Linked DNA regions of Homo sapiens: region 1 is linked to region 2. A link is a loop called in an ENCODE intact Hi-C map of the cell type or tissue named here. Cell type or tissue: heart left ventricle. All regions are shown on one strand. Links, peaks and the distances in the headings refer to the core of each region. The heading gives the core; the rest is flanking DNA. Region 1 holds the start of MAOB (monoamine oxidase B). Region 2 overlaps MAOB (monoamine oxidase B).

Region 1 (10,973 bases), core at 1,872-9,871, 46 kb before region 2:
CAAATAACTCAATTAAAAAATGAGCAAAGGACCTGAATAGACATTTCTCCACATAAGACATACAAAAAGCCAACAGACACCTGAAAGGGTGCTCAGCATCACTAATCATGAGTGAAATGTGAGTCAAAACTACAATGAGATATCACCTTATGCACTATTATAAAAAGAGAGAGAAAGAGAGATAAGTGTTGGTGAGGATGTGGAGAAAATGGAACCCTTGTACACTGTTGGTGGGTTGGTGGAAATTTCCACCACAGCTGACATGATGGTTTCTCAAAAAAACTAAAAATAGAACTGATATATAACCCATATAACCCTATAACCCTTTGTATATATTCCAGGTATATATACAAAGGAAATGAAATCAGTATGTCGAAGAGAGATCTGTAGTCTCATGTTCATTGCAGCATTATTTACAATAGCCAACACATGGAATCAATCTAAGTGTCCAACAACAGATGAATGGATAAAGCAAATGTGGTATATATACACAGTAGAATACTATTCAGCCATAACAAGGAATAAAATCCTGCCATTTGTGACAACATGGATGAGAAACTGTGGTACATTATGCTAAATGAAGTAAGACTATACAGAAAAAGACAAATACTGCATAATCTCACTTATATGTGGAATCTAAAAAAAGTCAAACTCATAGAAACAGAGAGTAGAATGGCGACTGCCAGAAGCTTGGGGATGGGAAAATGAGATGTTGGTCAAAGGATACAGACTTTCAGATATAAGAATACCTCCCGTTCGTTTCCCAGGTATTCCAGGCTGTGACACAGTCTCTTGGATTTTGGTTGATTTGTGAGCATAGAATCCTCAGTTCTGTGGGAGTAGACACATTACCCTCAACCATAGGCTTTAACTTCCTGTAGTGTCTCTAATTTGCTCTCTCCCATACAAACAAATACTTTGTTTCAACCATTCATAAAAATTGGCTTTCTATTACTTAGAAGAGTTCAAGTTAACACAAGTCCAAGCTATGAGCATCATTTTGTAACGAATAACTCTCCCAGCCAGGAATATGTCTTACTACAGTAGCCATCTATAAGAAGAGCTACTTTTCTTATCTGATTACCCATAGTTACCAGACGCTTGATTGCAATCATCATCAGGAGTCTACATGACATAAATATCTATTTTATAACAAAACATGGAGAGATTATTTAACTCAAGGCTACATAAATGTAACCAAATAATTGATTCTGCATCAGTGAGCTTACACTATGAAGTTAGAATTATATAAAGAAGAAAAATTCATTCAAAATAACTCTGTTCAACAACCAATAATTAGTATTCGGCCCCTAATATTTATTTTTAATTTCCTTTTTACTAAAAGAATTGGTGAAAATCCTTGACCCAATGTTCTTAAGAAATGTTTGTTCTGATTTTCACTTCTTCTTGATCAGAATTTTTGCTATTTGACCTTCCTCTGTGTGCCATACAGTTCTTTTCATGTCATCTGTTCTGATACATCATTCCTTGTTTAAGGCCCCATGTATGAGTTATGAAGTATTCTTTTTTATTTTTTAAGTTATTATTTTCTTTTAGAGATGAGGTCTCACTATATTGCCCAGGCTTGTCTCAAACTCCTGAGCTCCAGCAATCTGCCCACATCAGCCTCCCAAAGTGCTAGGATTACAGGCATAAGCCACCATACCCTGCCAAGTTGTAGAAATATTCTTAGTCTTGACATCACTCATTGTTAAAAAAAATTCACTTTGGGTGCAGATTGCTTAGCACTTATAATGCAAATAAGGTCTTGTTTTTCTTCAACATGCTCTACAGCATGTTTGGGGATGACCTCTATCTTTCCGAAGACCTGTGACTTCGTGTCTCTGCCTGACTTTGTATGTTCTGGGGCCAACCCCTCTGTAATGTGCCCCTATGTTTCCTGTCCTGCTCATACTATGACAATGGAACCATAAGGAAAAAGGCCATATTCTGGTTCTTTGGAAAGTAAAAGTTATTTTTCTTTCTGTCTCAATCTTGTCTCTATAAGCCAGGTCAGCACCTTCACATGGCTGTCGGTCTATTGAGGTGAGTTGTGAATGCCCACCTGTCATTTGACTTGTTCCTTGCCAACTTTACTTTGATCAAATACCTGACCAATCCCTGGCTCTGGGGTAGGTCTTTCCTTTGGCATCTTAAACCAGCCTGTGGACTTTTGAGGTGGGCCTAGATTCTGTAGCCCATTTTCCTGTGAAAGGCCTTGACTTGGATTGAAGCTGGGCTCCTCCAACTTCTGTGTTGCCTGAGGATGTGTGATCCCCCCTAAACAAGTCCTTGGGTCCAAAAGCAAGGTCTTGCCCCATTGAAGGGTCCCCTACCACCTTCTCATTGACCTCAAGGGAAAGATTTGGATGCTTTCAGATTAGGATCCAAGCTGATGATGAACACTGCACTGGGCAGAACCAGGAGCCCTATAACACTTCCAATTCAACATTATTAAAAAGCTATCCTGGCTGTAACGGCTGACCCTTTCATCACTTTATCCCTCTATATGTTTTTAAAAAGATTAACAGAGTCATTGGGGAAAAAATGGAAAGCTCTGAAGAATCTAATTTTAAAACAAATCTTCTATCCCCTGTCAAGCTTCCTGCATTAAAAAAAAAAGCGAAATGTACAACTTAGATAATATCTGGTTAACTCTGTTCTGCACAGCCTACTTCTTTATTGAAACCGCCTGTGGCATCATGAGACATTCGCTGAAATATCCGTTAATGAAAAGCTGGACAGTAAGAAAGAAGTAATAAGAACATTTTATCTCTTTGGGAATCTTCTAATAAAAAAATGAAAGGAAAGTAAGTTCATTTTAATTGATGAAAGGGACATAGATTTCATCAAGTTGAAAAGGCACACAAACACTGCTAGGGGCAAACTGCACTCCTCTGCGCCTTTTGGTTAGAGCTGTTGAGTACTGCTCCATTGGAACGTGAATTAGGTTTATTGTAATGGTCTGTTTCCATATTTAGTTTTCCCAGAATTCACATTGCTTCTTGTTTATAATGGCATATACCTAATGATGAGCACAATGTCTGACACACAGTTGTTGCTAAATAAATTATTCTTGAATGGATGAATAAAAGATAATGTATTATCCCTTCCAGCAGGAATTGATTATCTAGTTGGGAGGGGAAGACAGAAACATACACAAAAATAAGTGATGATTCCTATCATTGTATTTATTGTTAATCGTCTACTGTTATCATCGTATTCTTCACTATTAATTTTGTGGTATTTGTGATAAGTCATAAAGGTAGCCAAAGATGTTCTTTCTACCTTAGCCTGTGTATGTTTCTTCCATTATTCCAGCCTCAGGCTTGCCTCTCAATTTAGCACTTGCTGATCAGCCTGCCTGGAGTGCTCATCTTCCTCAGTAGCTAATTAACTCCTATTCATCCTCCAAGCCCCAGTAGAAATGTCATTTCCTCCTGGAGGTCCTCTGTGGTTGCCTGGGCTGGGTTATCTAGCTCTGCTTTATGTTCCAGGGCAATATTCAGAATTATGCTTGTGATCACTCTTCCTGTATGTCTTCCCTGACAGAGCATGAGCCCCATGAAGGCAGGGACAGACTCCATCCTTTTCATCTCTTTCCCAGGGCTCAGCATAGCAGGTGTTTAATAAATGCTGGTATAATGAATGGACACTTTCTTACAAAGAGCACCTTGGAATAGGTAAGGGGCTCTAGAGCATGGAACTGGTTCTCAAAATGATGGGGAGGCAGAGGCCTGGAATAGACAATGTGATCAAAGTGTGTGGTCCATGGACCAGCAGCACTGACATCACCTGGAGCTTGTTAGAAATGTGTCTTCTCAGACCCCACCCAAAATCTGGGTGATTTGTATGCACGTTCAAGTTTGAAAAGTCCTGCTTTTCATTTGGCCACACAATGCAGATGGAGAAGACAGACCTCAGAAATCATCCCACCTAAGAGACTGAGGGTCCTGAATGGATCCAGATGATTGCCTGTATGTGGGGACAACAGGTGGCTGCTGTTTTTCCTATGACCAAGTCCTAGGTTCTAATTCAATCCCCACCCCCATCCCTTTTAAAAATATACCTCATGGAGCACAAGGTAACTGATTACCTTTGTTTGGGGAAAATGCTGTTTGCTAATGAATTTTCTCCAGATACCATGGAACCGTGTGGATCCTCTCCTGCCCTCATTGCCAGTTGGACATAGAGAAGGGTTTATCAGTCTGCCTTTTATTCAAAGTCTTAGATCCCCAGGCTCCTGGCTGACTTGCACTGTTGGAACTAAGCAAAAGAGATTCCAAGAAGATCCCACAAGGATCTCGTGTTAGTCCATTTTGTGCTGCTAGTACAGAATACCTAAGGGGGGTAATTTACATTGAAGAGAAATTTATTGTATCATGGTTCTAGAGTCTGCAAATTCCAAGATGAGATGTTGGCATCTGGCAAAGGCCTTCCCAATATGTCATCCCATGGCAGAAGGGCAATGAGGGTTAGAAGGAGCAAGAGGTCAAATTTGCTGTCTCAGGCCCTTTTTATAGTGGCATTAATCCATTCATGAGGATGGAGCCCTTGGAACCTAAACATGCCCCAACATTGTTGCATTGAGGATTGAATTTCCAACACGTGAACTTTGGGGGACACATTCAAACCGTAGCAGATCCTCTCCATTCATCCTACCTCACCTGGCACGTAATTCACTTGCAGGCTAGGTGGGGAGACAAGAGTATCCACAGCCAAGAAGCCCACAGCTTCAGGGACCTGTGAACAGAAGTGGACCAGATAGGGGATGGCAAGGAGGAGGTCAGCACAAACTGTCTGCAGGGTGAGGTAGCTTCATTCTCTGCAGTGGGGACATGAGGTAGGGATCGGGGTTCAGGCACAGGGTCTGACTGTTTTATACCAAAGCAGGACAGATGGAAGTCAGAGGTGGACAAAGACTTTTCCTGTCACCTGTGACTCAGTCACAGAAGTGCCCAAATTGTCTTCTGGTCTGAGGACAGCAGAAGCTCAGGATACCTTTCTAGCAGGTAGATACAGGGAATGGTGTGGGATGAGGCAGAGGTTTGCTTCAGGTTCTCATCAAATTCCCCAGATCTGAAGCCAGCCCCTCTCAGGCCTGAACAGAAGCACTTCACCTGTTTATTTCTTGAAAAGCCATTCTATGTTGCTGCTTCCCACTTTTAGTTCTCAGAGGTGGCTTTCCTACTGTCCAGAAGACATAAACTTCTGTTTTCCCTGGAGTCACCTTAGCTTAAACTCCTATAATCTTGTTGAATCATCCCTGTGTTTGGCTAAACCAGGCTCCTCATACCCACGTTCCAGGGTCACACAGGTAACTTGGCTTGCTGCTTCTGGGGGCTCTGAATCCCACAATGCCGATCCACCACCTCTTCCCTGCTGCCACTAGTCTCCTGGGGTCTAGCCTCAACAGCTTCCACCAAGGACACACTGCATTGCTTAAGAGTGTATTTAAGGTGCGGCATTTGTGATGCTAGGGAGGAGCCTTCCTGACTTAATCACGTAGGGGGAGTGGGGAAAGAAGTGGGTATTTGGAAGGAGGGTGAGGTGGGCTGGGAATGCCAAGAAATGGTAGTACTGTGTGGTGAATCAAAGTGGGTCTTGGAATCTTCCTAGCTTTTCTTTTCTTTTCTTTTCTTTTTTTTTCTTTCTGACTTTTTATCTTATGTTGTCACTCACCATGTTTTGTTTTCCTCATCTGCAAAATGGATTGTTGTAAGCTTGAACAGGAATCATGCATAAAGTACTGAGCACAGTGCCTGGTACCTTGAAATCACTCAATGGAAGTTTCTTATTATTTGCCCTACACCCAAGGAGTAATTGGGGCCCTGAAGGAAGACACCCCAATTTGCCGTCCTCCCAGCCGCCAAGCCTGATAGTGCACTAGGGAGGCTGATGGGAAAATACCGTGCAGAAGGCTGAGGAGTGGGGATTCTGGGGCGGGACTCTTTGAAGTCCTAGGTGACCTCTCCGCCCAGGCACCCGCCCTCCCCGGGCCTGGGCTGCAGAGCTGCGGGCGGGGGCGGTGGCCCTGCGCTGCACCCGGCCTGCCTGCGCGTAGGCGGGCGGGCGGGGCTGCGCGTCCGGGCTCCCGGGGCTGGTAATATAGCGGCTCGCCGAGGCGCTGGTGCACGGGGGCAGCGCGCAGCAGGCCGGCGGGCAGGCGGGCGGGCTGGCTGGCAGGCAGGACTGGGATCGAGGCCCAGAAAACGGAGCAGCGGGCACCAGGGAGGCCTGGAACGGGGCGAGCGCCATGAGCAACAAATGCGACGTGGTCGTGGTGGGGGGCGGCATCTCAGGTTAGTCGCGGCTGTGCGCCCTCCTTCCTCTTCACGCGCTCGGACAGGTGGCTGCCTGGGGGAGACGCGGGGGGCGGCCGTGGGGCAGGGGCTGACCCTGGAGTCCCCAGACTGTCCACGCACGGGCAGGGCTCTAGTGGGTCCAGAGCGCCGTGCACTGAACCCTCCTTTGGGGGCAATTTTGGGTGCGTTCCCGGACGCAGAGGCCAGAGGCTGGAAGCCTGTTGCAGCTCTGGGGCCAGACTTTGAACTTCTCCCCCAGAAGGCTGCTAGGCCTTCGCTTGCTGGAATTTTCGAAGCCAGGGAAAAGGGGTGGGGAGGTGGCACAAAGGTCAGTCATTTGCTCCAACTTGACCTGGACACTCCGCACCCTCGCTTAGAGCAAGCATGCACCACATCGTATTGTTGTCCTGGCGTCAGGAAAACGACCTTGAACAGAAGAGGTTGGAGCCTGGCCAATCGATTGCCAAAGACTTTCCAGGCCCTCCTGATTCTTTGAGGTTCTGTGATTGTCACGGATCTAACTTGAGGCTGCAGTGTCTTTTTGGCAAATGCCTGTTTTCCTCTTATGCCTCTCGCACCCCCACTCCACCCCACCCCACTCCTAGCGCAGGGTGGCCAAGCTGCAGCTTTGCTCTCTGGCCTAGCCCATATTTGGCAAGGATGGGGACAGACACTACCCCCTCAGCCACACGGGGCTGTGTACATACCAAGGGCACCGAAAAATAGAAGCCAGAAGAAGGGATGGGGGTAGTGGTGGAACTTACCCTCTGTGGAGGATCAGGCAGATCCTATGGGATAGGGTCAATGGGAATCAATGATGCTCTCAGCACAGCCTGTTTAATGGCCCCCTGGGCATGCTTTGGCCCACCTCCTAACGCTGCCTAGTACTTGAGCAGTAATTAGGACACCTCCAGACCCGTGGATGCATTGTCTAAGACTTGCCTTAAGGAGTTCTCAAGTGGCCTTTGGGAAGTAGAGGTTGGCCTTGCTCCCTGCCAGGAGGGCAGGACAGAGTTGTTCTGACTCTCCTGTGGCTGGAGAAAAAACCAAGGCATTGGATGTTTGGTGCTGACCATGGTCCAGTCCTCCTGCCTCTGCTCCAGCCTTTCTCCCCTTTGGGTGGGATCTCAGGCTACCACATCTGTCTAGCAGGCTCTGGTGAGCTCGCCCATGCCAGGCCCTGTGCCTGGTGTTGCAGGTACATAGATGCGTAATCACAACATGCTGAGGTTGGCCAAGGCTGTGTATAAATTCAGTTTTCTTTCAGTATTTTTGACATCTTCTCTCCTAGAGGAAGTTGGACTTAAAAGCATACCTACTTAGGTGTTTTAGAAAATATTACTAAGTGCCTCTTGATGCTGCCTTGCATAGCACCCCATCTTACAGAAGCTGAAGTTTCTCTTTTCAGGCCCCCGAAGTCATTTTCTCACTAAAGTATGCCCAATGGATTCAGATTTTTCTATTTTCCCTTCATGATTTGTCCCTTTCTGATTCATACTCCACACCTTCAGGTTCAATCACATTACTCATGTTAGACTCATCTGGAAAAGGTAGATAAGGGTTTAACTATTTTTGCAAGCAGTGGTGAAACCTCTGCATTCATCCTCCCGAACTCTGATCAAAACAAGGTACTGATGAGTAGATCTGACTTTTCTCAAGAACATTCCACGGAATAGGCATTGTTCTAAGAACCAAGAAAGCAGCCTTCCAAGGCCCAGTCTTACTCAATTGCTTCATCTGCTACATGGGGATAACACCAGTTAGTCACTGCTGGATTACAGGGCAAGTGAAACAATGTGAGTAAAATAGCTTTGCAGAGTCTGAAATATGGCACAAGCCCCTCAAGAGTTTTACCCATTTATTCAGACAATAGGAATTGAGGGAGGCTGTGTAGGGGATTCAAAAATGGATCATGTTGTTCTTGCCCCGGAAGACTTGTCAATTCAAGAAGGGTGATGGGATACTCAGACAATACAAGGTAGAAGGTGGTGCGTGCCATGGGAGGGGTCCATTCATTGATTCATTATTCATTCATTCAATGAACATTTACTTCCTGTTCCACATTTTGTCCCAAAAGAAATAAAAGATGATTTATACAGGGCCATTGTTCCTGGGGCCCTCACAAGCTGATGTGGAAGACAGTCAAGAATAATTACTACTCTTTGGCATATGATAGGTGCTTTAATAGTGCATATAAAAAATTCTAGGGAAGGTGATTGGAGAGAACATCAAACTCTGTCTGAGAAAATCTAAGAACTCACAGAGTTGGTGACATCTGAACTATGTCTTCAGGAATGAATATGAATTCACCAGGGGACTAGATGAAGAAAGCATTTTTAAACTAAAGAGCAGCTTGTATAAAACCACAAATATGTGAAAGAACATGCTAACGTGTAGGATAACTTAAGAACTTCATTGCGGAGAGTTGCCAGAGGGGTCTGGTGGGAGAGAAAGCTAGAAAAGTCAGTTGGGATGAATTATGGGGAGGCTTGTATATCAGAAAGGTTTAGCTCTTTCTGTGATCAATGAATAGCACTGATGATTTTTTATTCAGAGTGCCATGCATCAAATGGCGTGTGTCACATCTGATGGTGATATTAGCAAAAAGAGGGATATGAAGAAGAGGGAGAGAAGGTTTTGGGAAAAGATAGGACGTCTAGAGTTGGAGGTTCTGGGAGGACACCCAGGGAGAGAAATCTAGCAGTTGGAATGAAATTGGGGTTACAAATGTGTACGATAGAGGTTTTAGTAGATGAAATGGCCAAAATCAAGAGTGTAGTGTGTAGAATTTTCGAATTAGTAGGTGACCAACACAATGATTTATGTTTAAAAGTCTCTGGATTTGACTCTGCGTTCTAAGCTTTGTTAATTATTAAACTTGGGACATTCTGGCAATTCCCTGATAATTTTTAAAGCTGTCAGCAAATTTTAATCACTCCCTTTGGGATAAACAGAGACATACTGGGAGGATAGCTGGTTAATACATAACTTTCTTTTTTGATGTTTTAAAAGTTCCAAGATAGTTGTAGACTAACTTTTTAGAAATGTGTATGGTGTATAAATGAGTATGCACTGAAATCTCTTTTACCCAAGGGGCAGATCATCTCCAGAGACTTGGCAGAGCAATGACATCTCCCACATGGAACTGGACAGCAGCACGTTGCATCTGTCCCGCGTCTCTCAGTTTTAGTGTTTGGGTGGGTGGAACCATGGAAACTATCTTTTGCAATTCTGGAATAGTTCTTGTTCAATCCCCAAAATAAAAACTAAAAAAGGCAACTTGAAGCAGAAACAAGAAAGTTTTGGCCAGACTTAGGAGAGGAGATTTGGTCATTTGAGGGTGGCAGGCACTTGTTTGAGATCCCTGGAAGTGTTGGAACCAGACTTCCAAATTGTAACCAACACCTGGCAGGTGATCTTTGTGGCAGGGAGAGCAAGCCTGGCTGCAGGCTAGTGGTACTGGCTTTGGCAGGGAATGTCAGAGATGGCTCACAAGGGGTTATGAGTTGAGGTGTGTGGTGGGCAGATGTGGCCCATATGTTAATGGCAAAGCCTCTTTCTCACCTTTGGTGAAGAAAAATGGAGAACTTCCCTGGGCTCCTGTAACCCACTTGAATGTCCTAAAAAATAATAATTATATAGATATGCCTGAAAATTTGTATATCCTAGTCAAGGAAAGAATACACAGAGGTAATACAGCAATATTAAAAGAACATACGATTTATCTTGGAAGGTTGAGACGGGAGGATTGCTTGAGCCCAGGAGTTTGAGACCAGCCCTGGCAACGTAATGAGACATGGTCTCCACACACACACACACACACACACACACACACACACACAAAGGCTGGGTATAGAGGAGTGCACCTGTAGTCCCAGCTACTCTGGAGGCTGAAGTGGGAGGATCACTTGAGTCCAGGAGCTCGAGGCTGCAGTGAGCTATGATCATGCCATTATACTCCAGCGTGGGCCACAGACAAAGACTGCCTATAAAAAAAGACTGGGAGGGGGAGAATAGGCTTAGTGTCAAACACACTAGTTATGAATCTCATTTCTTATGCTTACCTATGTGGAACCTTAAAAGGTACATAACCTCCCTGTATTTCAGCTGCCTCATCTTTAAAATGAGACTCATAATGCCTTCCTGGCCGGCTTGTTTCAAGGATTGGAAAGAATGCACATGTAGGACCATAAACAGTGATCACTTCGGCTTTGGCTTATAGGTGCCTTACTCTACCTTTTTGGAAATATATCCTTGTTTGTCCTGTAGAGTTTTTCAATCTAAGGGAGCAAAAACAGGCATTTCTATGTAATCACTTCTTTTCACCAACCAATAATTTTTCTGGATGTGCAGCATAGATAAGGTGGCAACAGGACGCCATGTATACATGTGGGCATCAGGAGAGACTCGCCTGACTTCAGCCTCATCCTGGCTCAGCCAATTCCTTTATCCCCCCGCAAGGGGCCTGAGGAACTCAGGCTCACTTTGGGCTCTGAGACCCACTGGGTTCCGCTTCAGGAGAAATTCTGGAAGTCTTAGATCTGTACTTCAGCCTCACCTCAACCTGGCTATTATTCCAATTCTGATCTGGTCTTCATTTCAGCCATTTGATTCCTGTCTTAACTACAATAGAAGATAAATGCATTAATAACAAATGATATTATTTAT
Region 2 (10,973 bases), core at 2,093-10,092:
ATTTTTAAAGGCTGAATAGTATTTCATTGTGTGTATATACCAAGTCTTCCTCATCCATTTATCCACTGATGGACACTTAGGGTGATTTCATATCATGGCTACTGTAGATAATGCTGCAATGAACATGGGTGTGCAGATATCTCTTTGACATATTGACTTCAATTCTTTTGGATATATTCCCAAAAATGGGATTGCTGAATTATGCGGTAGTTCTATTTTTAGTTTTCCATTTTTAGTTTTCTGAGGAACCTCCATACTGTTTTCTGTAATAGCTGTACTGATTTACATTCCCACCAATAGTGTACAAGGGTTCCCTTTTCTCTTCATCCTTGACAACACTGATTATTTTTCCTCTTTTTGATAAAAGCCATTTTAACAGGTGTGAGGTGATATCTCATTTTGGTTTTAATTTGGATTTCCCTAATGATTAGTGGTGCTGAACTTTTTCCATGAACCTGTTGGCCATTTGCATGTCTTCTTTTGAGAAGTGTCTGTTCAGTTCCTTTGCCCATTCTTTAAAAATCTGGTTATTTGTCTCTTGCTATTGAGTTGTTTGAGTTTCTTATATAATTTGGATATTAACCTCTTATCAGATGTACGGCTTGCAAATATGTAAAGAAAACTATCATTTTATTAATTGTTCTTTTGCTGTGCAGGAGCTTTGTAGTTTGATGCAATTCCATTTGTCTGTTTTTGCTTTTTTTCCTGATCTTTCAGGGCCATATCCAAAAAATCATTTCCCTGACTAGTGTCATGGAGCTTTCCCCTTGTTTTCTTCAAGTAATTTTGCCGTTTCAGGTCTCGTGTTTAAGTCTTTAATCTATTTAGAGTTGATTATTTGTATATGGTGTTTGCATATGGTATAAGATAAGGGACTACTTTTATTCTTCTGCATGTGGATAGTCCGTTTTTCCTGCACCATTTATTGAATAGACTGTCCTTTCCCCATTGTGTGTTCTTGGAATCTTCATCAAAACTCAATTGATTGTAAATGTGTGGGTTTATTTTTGAGCTTTCTATCCTGTTCTATTGGTTGGTGAGTCTGTTTTTATGTCAGTACCATACTGTTTTGATTAAAATTGCTTCATAATATATTTTGAAGTTGGGTAGTATAACGCCTTCACCTTTGTTCTTTTTGTACAAGATTGTTTTGGCTAGTTGTAGTCTTCTGTAGTTCCATATGAATTTAAGGATTGTTTTTTCTGTTTCTGTGAAAAATAACATTGGCATTTTGATGGGGATTGCACTGAATCTATGGATCACTTTGGGTAGTATGGACATTTTACATTATTAATTCTCCCAATCCATGAACATGGATGTGTTTTTATTTATTCACATAAACTAAACTTTTACCTGCCTAATTTTCCTTCTTGTTTTTGCTTCAGCTTTTATTTTTTTAAAAGAATTATTTACCAATTTATAAATACCCTTATTTTAATTGCTGGTTAATTGTTTCAATTCTGACACTGTTGCCTAAAATTAATGATTTTCTATTTAAACACAGAGTCAAGCAAAGCAAGTTTCTCTGCAAGGAAATGCCCTACTTCCATACATTCAAGATCTGAATAATAGATATAGAAGCTACAGAGTATTTTCATTTCCAGAGAGATAAGACATATAAAATTCTGACTCACAGCTCTTCTTTTGGAAGGATTCATCAATGATATATATCTGACATTTTGTACTCATTCTTTTTTTTAAATTATACTTTAAGTTCTGGGATACATGTGCAGGGGTGGGATCTGCTGAGCTAGATCACTTGGCTCCCTGGCTTCAGCCCCCTTTCCAGGGGAGTGAACGGTTCTGTCCCACTGGTGTTCCAGGCACCACTTGGATATGAAAAAAAAAAAAAAAAAACTCCTGCAGCTAGCTCGGTGTCTGCCCAAATGGCCGCCCAGTTTTGTGCTTGAAACCCAGGGCCCTGGTGGCATAGGACCGAGGGAATCTCCTGGTCTGCGGGTTGTGAAGACCATGAGAAAAGCAAAGTATCTGGGCCAGAATGCACTGTTCCTCATGGCACAGTCCCTCACAGCTTCCCTTGGCTAGGGAAGGGAGTTCCCTAACCCCTTGCACTTCCCAGGTAAGGCGACACCCCACCCTGCTTAGGCTCATCCTCTATGGGCTGCACTCACAGTCTAACCAGTCCCAGTGAGATGAACTGGGTACCTCAGTTGGAAACGCAGAAATCACCTGCCTTCTGTGTTGATCTCACTGGGAACTGCAGACTGGAGCTGTTCCTATTCGACCATCTTGCCAGCCCTCTGTACTCATTCTTTACTTTGAGTCATCTCCTTTATAATTGAATTTGTCCTCAGCAAATATCTACTGAGTACCTACTATGAATCAGGCACAGTAATCCCCCCAAAATGGCCTTGCTCCACAGACTTTACAGTCTCTCAGGGGGACAATGACTGTTGTAATTGCCTAATTATAGCTTATCAAGGAAAATGCTACAGTGAGGGTGGGTGACAGCTTGGAGTGGTGCCATAGGAGGCATAAGAGGGTACCTTACCAGTCTTGAGAGCCAGAGACTCAGAGAAGCCTGAAAGCCTTATCTGTTATTGACTGTGACATACACCGCCTGACCTAGTTATTTGTGATTTCACACAAGCCTTCAAACTTGATCTAACCCTTGTTGTCTACTGGCCATTGTTTTTGCCATTATGTGTTCCTCAAATATCTCTTTTTACCTTTGTCGTATGGCAAAATCTTCACATACTTCCAGGATCTCATCCCTTCCTACTCCAATCAAAAGCTACTTGCCTTTCTTCTGTGTTAATACCACTTACCTGTTCCACACAAGGACAATTATTATATGTTGCTTTACAAGGTTTTGCCTGTGTACATCTTATCTCTCCCAGTTCTTGAAATCTTCATATTCCTTGAAAAATACAGCATATAAGAGTGCCTTTTACGTAAAGAAGCTGGTTTAGTACAATTAGGTGCTGAATTTTTAAAAACATCCTTCTTTCATTTATTTGAGAAAATTTATTGGACAACTGCTATAGGAGTTTGGAATACTTTAGTGAGTAAAACAAAGATGCCTTGTGAAAATTGCATTTTTGAAGGGTAAGTGAGTGGAAAGCTAGACAAAAAATACGCAAATAAACAAAAACAGAAGAGAAGGACCATTTCTAGTGTTTCTAACTGGTAGGAACCTGGTTTTTCTTAGACATACTCAGAAATAGGAAACTTTTCTACTAATTTTTTGTTCAAAGTTCGCCCCTCAGTCATTGGAAATGAAACCAATTCAAAACTACGTAAATATACTATTAAACATAAAAGCAATTTCAAAGTCCAAATTATGACCAAATATTCCCTAGTGCTATTTTCAAATGTCTGGATTAACAAATCACATAAGAAGTGATCGTTTTCTTTCTTGCTTTTTCTCTAGCATTAGGCTCCTCAACATTCACCTGAAGTACTGAGTAAAGAGATTCGTCAATAATTCACAGCTCACAAATTCAAAGCACTAAAAACCAAGCCATGTTATGGTATATTGTAAATGATGAGGTTTAGAAGCTCTTGCCTATTCAGAGTTCAATCAATTTTGCTTTAAAGATTGATTTAATAACTAAGTCATGTGAATGAAGTAGAGTTGATAACAAAATCTAGTTTTTCGTGGATATACCCTTAAGCTGTATCTATAACTTGTGAAATGTCGATTTGCTTATTTCAGGACTGTCTTTTGTTATTTTATACATTTTTTACAAATTTTTTTTAATTTTTTCCTATGGGAAAACAGAACCAAAAGGTTAAATATGTGGACCTTGGAGGATCCTATGTTGGACCAACCCAGAATCGTATCTTGAGATTAGCCAAGGAGCTAGGATTGGAGACCTACAAAGTGAATGAGGTTGAGCGTCTGATCCACCATGTAAAGGTAAGATCAGGCCAGACTTTGAAGGATTTGAAAACTTCTCTATGATGTTTCCTTACACAAATTCCAGATCATTCTCTCAGAGAATCTTCTATATCTCTGGATGATGCAAATGTATTTTATAATGGTATTTCAGCCACTCTGAGATTCATTCACTGTTATCAAAGGTGAATTAGGTGGGAATTCTACCTATTTAGGAAGGTTATTGATGAAGTGGTATCTTCCATGTGGTAAAATGTTTAACAAAACCCATAAAGAAAAAACATTTGTGCTTTATTTATTAAATATCTATTTAAATACCGGGAAGTCTTTTATGTTATATAAAAACCTGTGCAAAGTTTTTAAAATGCTGCCCTAGACTGCACATTGTAAAGAGTATTTGCAATATGCCTAATGGAATATTCTTACATTTTATCATTGTGGCCTATATATCAGCTAAAGTTATTCTTCTTTGGAGATTGACATCAAAGTGGTTCAAGTCCCAGATCCCGTCTTTTGCAAGGAAGCTTCATTGTTCTCCCCAAGATTTCTGTGAATTTACTGAGTTTCTCATTCCTGTGATCATTTGTGGCTCATAGTTCTGGCTTCCATGATACCTATGTTCATTCACATCTCACGGCCTGTGACTCTTTTCTTCTCTTTGCTTATGCCAACCTGGGTTCACACTCACCTCTTTGTCCTGATTTTTCTCAGACCGCCACAAGCATATGTGAAAAGCAAACGTCACTGAAGTTTGCTTGGGTTTGGTGGGCGGGGGAAGGCTCTTAAATTTGCAGAAATACAAACAGATTAGAACTGAATGTTGGACATTCATTCTAATAACCTCTTAGATCAAAGCATCCCCTGAGGATTTCTCACTGGTCACATTTCTCTGCAGATTCCAGTCTCCCACCATGCTGCTGGTCCTCAGACTCTCTTCACATCTCCCTGCTCCTCTGTTTTTCCAGCATCCTCATCTTGGTCCACAAAGTCACTCATGTTCTCTGACAATCAGACAGTCACCTAATCTGGGCCCCATCCAGGAGTCCCATGGAAGAACTGGCGGAGGTTTTCAATTTCAGTCTTTCCTCTCTCATCTTCACTTGCTCCTGTGGGTGGAAGTAAGCAGCACAGGAACTTATTCCTCACTGGTAGAAAACATCCCCTTAGAAGACAGAAGAAACTAGCAACGGTCAATTTTGATTTATATAACAATTTTGACATCCTCATATTATTTGTGAGTGATAATATCGAAACAAATAACTGACCATAAATCATGAAACATTTAATAAAATGGGAACTAAGCAGTTACTTAATTTGGTATAATGTGGGTAAAAGTTTTCCTTAATTTATAAATAAATGTTTTGGTTGACCTTCAAATTTTATTTTATATTGGCCGGGCACAGTGGCTCACGCCTGTAATCCCTGCACTTTGGGAGGCTGAGGCGGGCGGATCACCTGAGGTCAGGAGTTCCAGACCAGCCTGGCCATCATGGCGAAACCCCGTCTCTACTAAAAATACCAAATTTTATTTTATAAGCCTTTCCACCTTCCTTCCCTATGTGTCTAGGAGAAAAAGAGACACATGAATTAGAAATGAAAATCTACCATGGTGATAATGTGATTTGTTGAACATCAATCAACAGTTCTTAACACCCTTTGTTGGGTTCTTTGTTTTTTTAAATGTAGATTTTCTTGACCGATTTCTTATGTCTTATTCTACCTGTAAGGCTTGCAGAGATTGACTTTTCAGAACACTAGGATCTTTAAATTTCTCCAGACAAAGGAAATGACCAGAGATTATATTCACTTGCCTGTCTTTGTGTGTGCAGAGATTATTGTCAGCTCAGAGCTATGTCCAGGATGCTTTGTTTTTTCCTGACATTAAGTCCCTTGTCTGAGAGAAATTGCTGAGTCATCAATTACAGGAATGATGTTACACTTAAATGATATTTCACAGTGATGGCCAAATGTGCTGCTTTTTCACTATTTCCATTACTCTATGTGCAGTTAGGAAAATACAAGTAGTTAAGCAGTAGTCCTTACTTAATACAGGGTAAATACATATGCCAATAATGCTCTTTATATTTAAAATAAGTCTTACTGCTTTTTAATTATGACAAAAGTAAAGCATGTTTATTGTAAAAATATGATTAGAAAATATAGATAAACTAGAACAATTAACAAACCCTTTATAATACTATCTTGAGAAGATCACTCTAAAATACTCTCTTGGTTCGTAGATTTTCGTATTCCTGTATTGCTATTTTCTGACCTCTGCTGGAGGAAATGGGAAATAACAGTGCATTTTAAGAAATTGTATGCACATGCATATGTGTATATGTTTTACGTAGTAACTTACTCTCAAATTAATTATCACTAATGAGACAAATTGAAAAAATACTGATGCTGTAAAAAAAAGGTTTCTGCAGTCTTGACAAAGGTGCCAATTTGGCCTCCTCGTGATCAGTCACATGCAGTGAAGAGCTACATGATAATACATAATGACGAAGACCTTATAGCTAAGAAGTCCTTCTCAAACTAAGTACTTGTTCTCTACCATCTCCACTTCCATGTCTTTGTATACGTCATTTTTCTCATTTTTGACCTGTAAAAAGCATCTTGGATGGCTACATTCATTTCCGGAATTATTAACAAGAACTTCGACATTCTTTCTCCTACCACATACTAGAGAATGTAGTTGAGAAATTTGCCTCCTGTGTCATGGAAAGCAGTACTTTGGGAATTTGAACACTGCCCTCTATTACCTATTTTAATAACTACTGTCCCCAAGGGCAAACTACAGTTCATGTAAATAGATAGTATATTTGGGCCTTGTTTCTTTTTTATCAGGGAACATGCATGTATTTCTTAATCTGAATCTTGAGAGTATCAAGTATGCTACTTGCCATATTGTCAGATCCTGCTATCAAAGAATCTGCTTTTAAAATTTTTTATGTGGCTGATAATGGGAAATAGAGTTTTATGTGCAACCTTAGTAACATTAAGCTAAGGAACTTGGATATACTGGTTGATATTGAAATGAATGAAGTGGAGCTACCCAGAAAAGGGGAAGGGCACAGTAGCTCATGGTGGACTAACTACCCACATGAAAGAGTGTGTTTCCTCAAGAGAGGATGACTCCCAATATCACCAGTTCTGTGGTAGTTGTCATAGAAATGTTCTTCTGATAGAGGAAGTGTGTTCATGCCAGCTCCATAATAGGCATCTTTAAACACCTAGTGTGCTGTGATGAACAGGCCTCTGTCTTGATCTGATCTGTCAGACATGTTTGTATCTACTGAGTGGCGTTCATTTTTAATGCTCTGTAGATCTGTTATATGTTGTTAAAGTAGGGTTTTCCAAAGACAACTTCATAAATAAAAGATGTGATACCAAACTATATTGGGATTTAATTATCAGTGAGAAAGGGATCGCTTCAGCTCAAATCTATATAATTTAGAAGGTGTTTTCCTTACTTCTGGAGTCAGTGATGCAGCTGTTAGTACTTTACAATTATTGTTAAACATCTACTGAGATTTTTGATCCGTTTTACAAATAGGCATGCTAATTTCCACTGGTATAGTTTAGAAGGCAGCTGTTTAGATGTCTTGGAAGTAACTTGAAAAAATTGTTTTCTTTTAAGGAATATTTCATAATTAAAAAGAAAAAGATAAAAACAAAAACTTCTTAAGGAATCCTGCTATATTTTGACTTATGTTTCTTTCTCTTTCATTGTGTGTTTACATGTGCATGCGTGTATGGTTGTCTTTGTTCTTTTGGGCTCTTTGAAGAAGTTGGAGAAAATTCTAAGGTTTGGTACAATGTAGGCAAATAAAATTTTTCTGTTTCAGAAGCTTTCATCAGTCTGAAATTTGAAAGTAAAGTCTGGTAAAACACCCATGAAACTGCTCTAGGTCTGAAGGTTGAACTGTTAAGAGTTTTGCCACTATAAAGATGTAGTGTGACTTAAAATTAAGAGTCCAACTTCATACTGATGTTCATTTCCAAACTTCAGCTATCTGGAGAAGCTGAGCAAAAGGACTTTTTGGTCTTAACCTACTTCCCAGTGGGCAGAAACAAAGCTTATTGTCAAAGTCCTTTTTGCATTGCATATGGTCAACCTTCAATGCTAAAGATGCATGCGAATGAGGATTCATCTCTCAAATATATTGTCTGCTTGTTGCTGCCATAGCTGCTATTGCTCAAACAGCCTCACAGAGGAGGAGGCATTTGGCACAACCCCTCAGTCTTGCTGACAACTCTGAAATCCAGTTGAAAATATGATACACAAAATGCACACAAAGGCAGAGAGGGGAAACCATAGCTATCTATCTGCGATGCCATTTCAGTTAATCTCTCTGTCTAAATGGCCTCTCAGTACTAAGAAACAGCAACAGGATTAGAGTAGAAATATTGAGACATAAAAAATGCAAATGATAATTGCATTTAGCAAATGGAAATCGTCCTGTTGTGTAAGGTCTTGGCATCTCCTGGAAATCAACAGGCCAGAAGTATCCAGTCTTCTCTAGGTCCTCAATATTCCCTTCTTCACACCCCTGTCCCCGATCCTATTAATCCAGGGGAGGCTGGATCAAAGTCCAGAATACACTTGCTTCTCTCATAAAGACAGAAGTCTCCAGGAACAGGTTAGACCAACTCTTGTTTTTATTCAGGAACAGTTGCCCATTTTACATGAACTTCACACTTACCATGTTGAGTTTACTGGCTCTGTGAGTTTGCCCTTTCTGAAGTGGGCTTAATGAACCTTTTCTACCACTTCCACCCACACTGCATTTCATTTCTTATTTGTTTGAAACAAATATGTCTTATTATGGAAGATTTTTTCAAGGAAAAATGTGGAGAATAGTAATTTTCTCTCTAGTAAGTGAAACACATTTGTCTAGTGATCATTCTAAAGCTTATGCTGTTATTCTGGAAACCAAAGTGCTCATTTGTGTTCTTTAGAGAATACAGGCAGATCTTTGGCATGTAATAATTTGCTGAAAATTATGCCTTTGATGGCTGAATTTGGAACAACATTTAGGATATGAGATGAATTCATTTTCCGCCTCCAAGGTTTCCATTTGGAACTTAAAATATGGTACAATCAGTAAACATATTTTCTATGCATACACACACATATCTGGATAAACTTAACAGTGACTATGGTTGTGGGTAACAGTTAGTTTTAAATTTTGCTGGGAGTGGAGGGTAGACAATGTATGGAATTAAGTTATGATAGTGAAATTCACTAAGGGAAACAGCGATATAGATTAAATCTTGTGCAAAATTTTACAGCTTCTATACTATGTGATCATGTGTTATGGCCAAGTAGTCCAAAGGAGCTGCAAAGACAGGGGGCCCAGCTCACCAAAAGATGGTGACTAATAAGGGAACCATGTAACAGATTAAAGAGAGCTTTGGCAACTTGCAGTACCAAGAGATTGACAGAAAGTGCAAGATGGCCTGAAATGTGTTAGCCTGCCTTACCATGTCCTCTGCAGAGCAGCAGCCTGCAGAAAGGCTTAGGCGTGGATTCCCAGGCTGCGTATCACATGTCCTGGGCATTTCTCTTGGCCTCTGCAACCACCAAGAAGTAATAACAATGGTAACATTACTCTTATATGGACATCTAGAAACTACCAAGTGTTTTCAATCTCAAATAACTATAAGTTATTTAGTTGTGAATTAGAAGTATTATCCCCATTTAACAGGTGAGGACCTAAAGGTTAAAGAGATTAATTGCAAATGACAAGATGCAATGGGGTCAGAGCATGAGTTGAGGCTTTTGGGTGTCAAGAACACACTGCAAAGAGCTCACTCTCTGCTGGTTGGGGACTACTTTTTGTCATTTCTTTCTAAGCCTCAGCACCCACCTGGCCCGCCTTTCTTCTTGCCAAACTTATACTCTCACATATTGGAAAAATCGAGTTCAAGATCCTCCTTTCCTTAAGATTTTCCACAGTTGAGTACAGTTATTCCACTAGCTCCCTCCAAAGCCCTGTATCCTCCTCACCTTCCTGATTATTCTTTATAAAAGTCTGTTTTTAAGTAGGATAAACAGTTTTCTGTTACTTGTACATCGAGACTTCATAAACAGTTGACTCTTGGACAATGTGGAGGTCAGGAGTGCTGACCCCCTGTGCAGTCAGAAATTCTTATATAACTTGACTCCCCGAAAACTACTAATAGCTTGCTGTTAATTATGTTGGTAAACACATATTTTGTGTTAAATGTATTATATGCTGTATTCTTACAATAAAGTAAGCTAGAGAAAAGAAAATGTTATTAAGAAAATCATAAGGAAGAGACAATGTTTTTACTATTCGTTAAGAGGAGGTGGATCATCATAAAGGTCTTCATCCTCATCATCTTCACATTGAGTAGGCAGAAGTAGAGGAGGAAGAGGAAAAGTCGGTCTTCCTGTCTTAGGGGTGGCAGAGGCAGAAAAAAATCCATTTGGAAGTGAACCTATGCAGTTCAAACCTGTGTTGTTCAGGGGTCAACGTTTTGTGTATGTGTGCAAAAAAGCAAATGTATTACAAGTAAATGCTAACAACCACTGACATTCTAACAGTTTCTCTTAGAGCTTTAAGGTTGGTAAGTACTTGGTTGGCCTTCCAGATTATCCAGATGATTGTACTTGATGAACAAGTAAAGCTGGCGACAGTTTTACGAATGCTTTATCATTTTTTCTACCTGTCAGTCTTGTGGCACCTGTTTGCTGGCTACATGCAGCCTGTCCACTAAGACAAAGGCACACACAATTGGAAATTTTGTCATAGCAGCATTCTAGTTCAGAATATCACCAAGTGATAAATCAAGAATTCAGGAATGGATCAGCTTTAGTGAAACTGGTGTTGAACATAAAATATATCTAAATAAAGATTTAAACAATTGGAAGAATTACAATCATAGTAATTTATGTACATGTTATTAAAAATGTTTATATGGTAAAAATTATATAATCAACAAAATCAGAATGTAGAGAAGGTGAGAAAGGAAGACACATAAGAGAGGTAACAGCTGCTTAAATCTTTCATAGCAATGAATCAATCTATACCAAAATTAATAGTTAATAAATAGTTAATAAATTAATTAGTTCCCTCAG

Evidence for each region. Hi-C counts contacts between places; a loop is a spot of excess contacts. Peaks named below come from ENCODE experiments on the same cell type or tissue, not always from the same donor. Only the 100,000 strongest peaks of a DNase experiment are listed, where the experiment ranks them.
Region 1: it touches region 2 in a loop (2.0-fold over the local background); 6 of 110 quality-filtered maps call a loop at or near these places.

The regions. Positions count from the first base shown.
Region 1 is chrX:43,877,583-43,888,555 of GRCh38, reverse strand. MAOB (monoamine oxidase B) reads left to right here and starts at 6,106. Exons shown (of 15, transcript NM_000898.5): 1 at 6,106-6,302. The coding sequence starts at 6,257. In heart left ventricle, for the core only: no CTCF peak of the experiment used is centred there; a DNase peak (open chromatin) is centred at 6,235; H3K4me3 peaks cover 1,826 bases; H3K27ac peaks cover 2,490 bases.
Region 2 is chrX:43,831,778-43,842,750 of GRCh38, reverse strand. MAOB (monoamine oxidase B) reads left to right here. Exons shown (of 15, transcript NM_000898.5): 3 at 3,746-3,883. Among named protein-coding and RNA genes, the nearest start is that of MAOB, 45 kb to the left of the region's middle. In heart left ventricle, for the core only: a CTCF peak has its summit at 6,143 (motif pointing left); no DNase peak of the experiment used is centred there.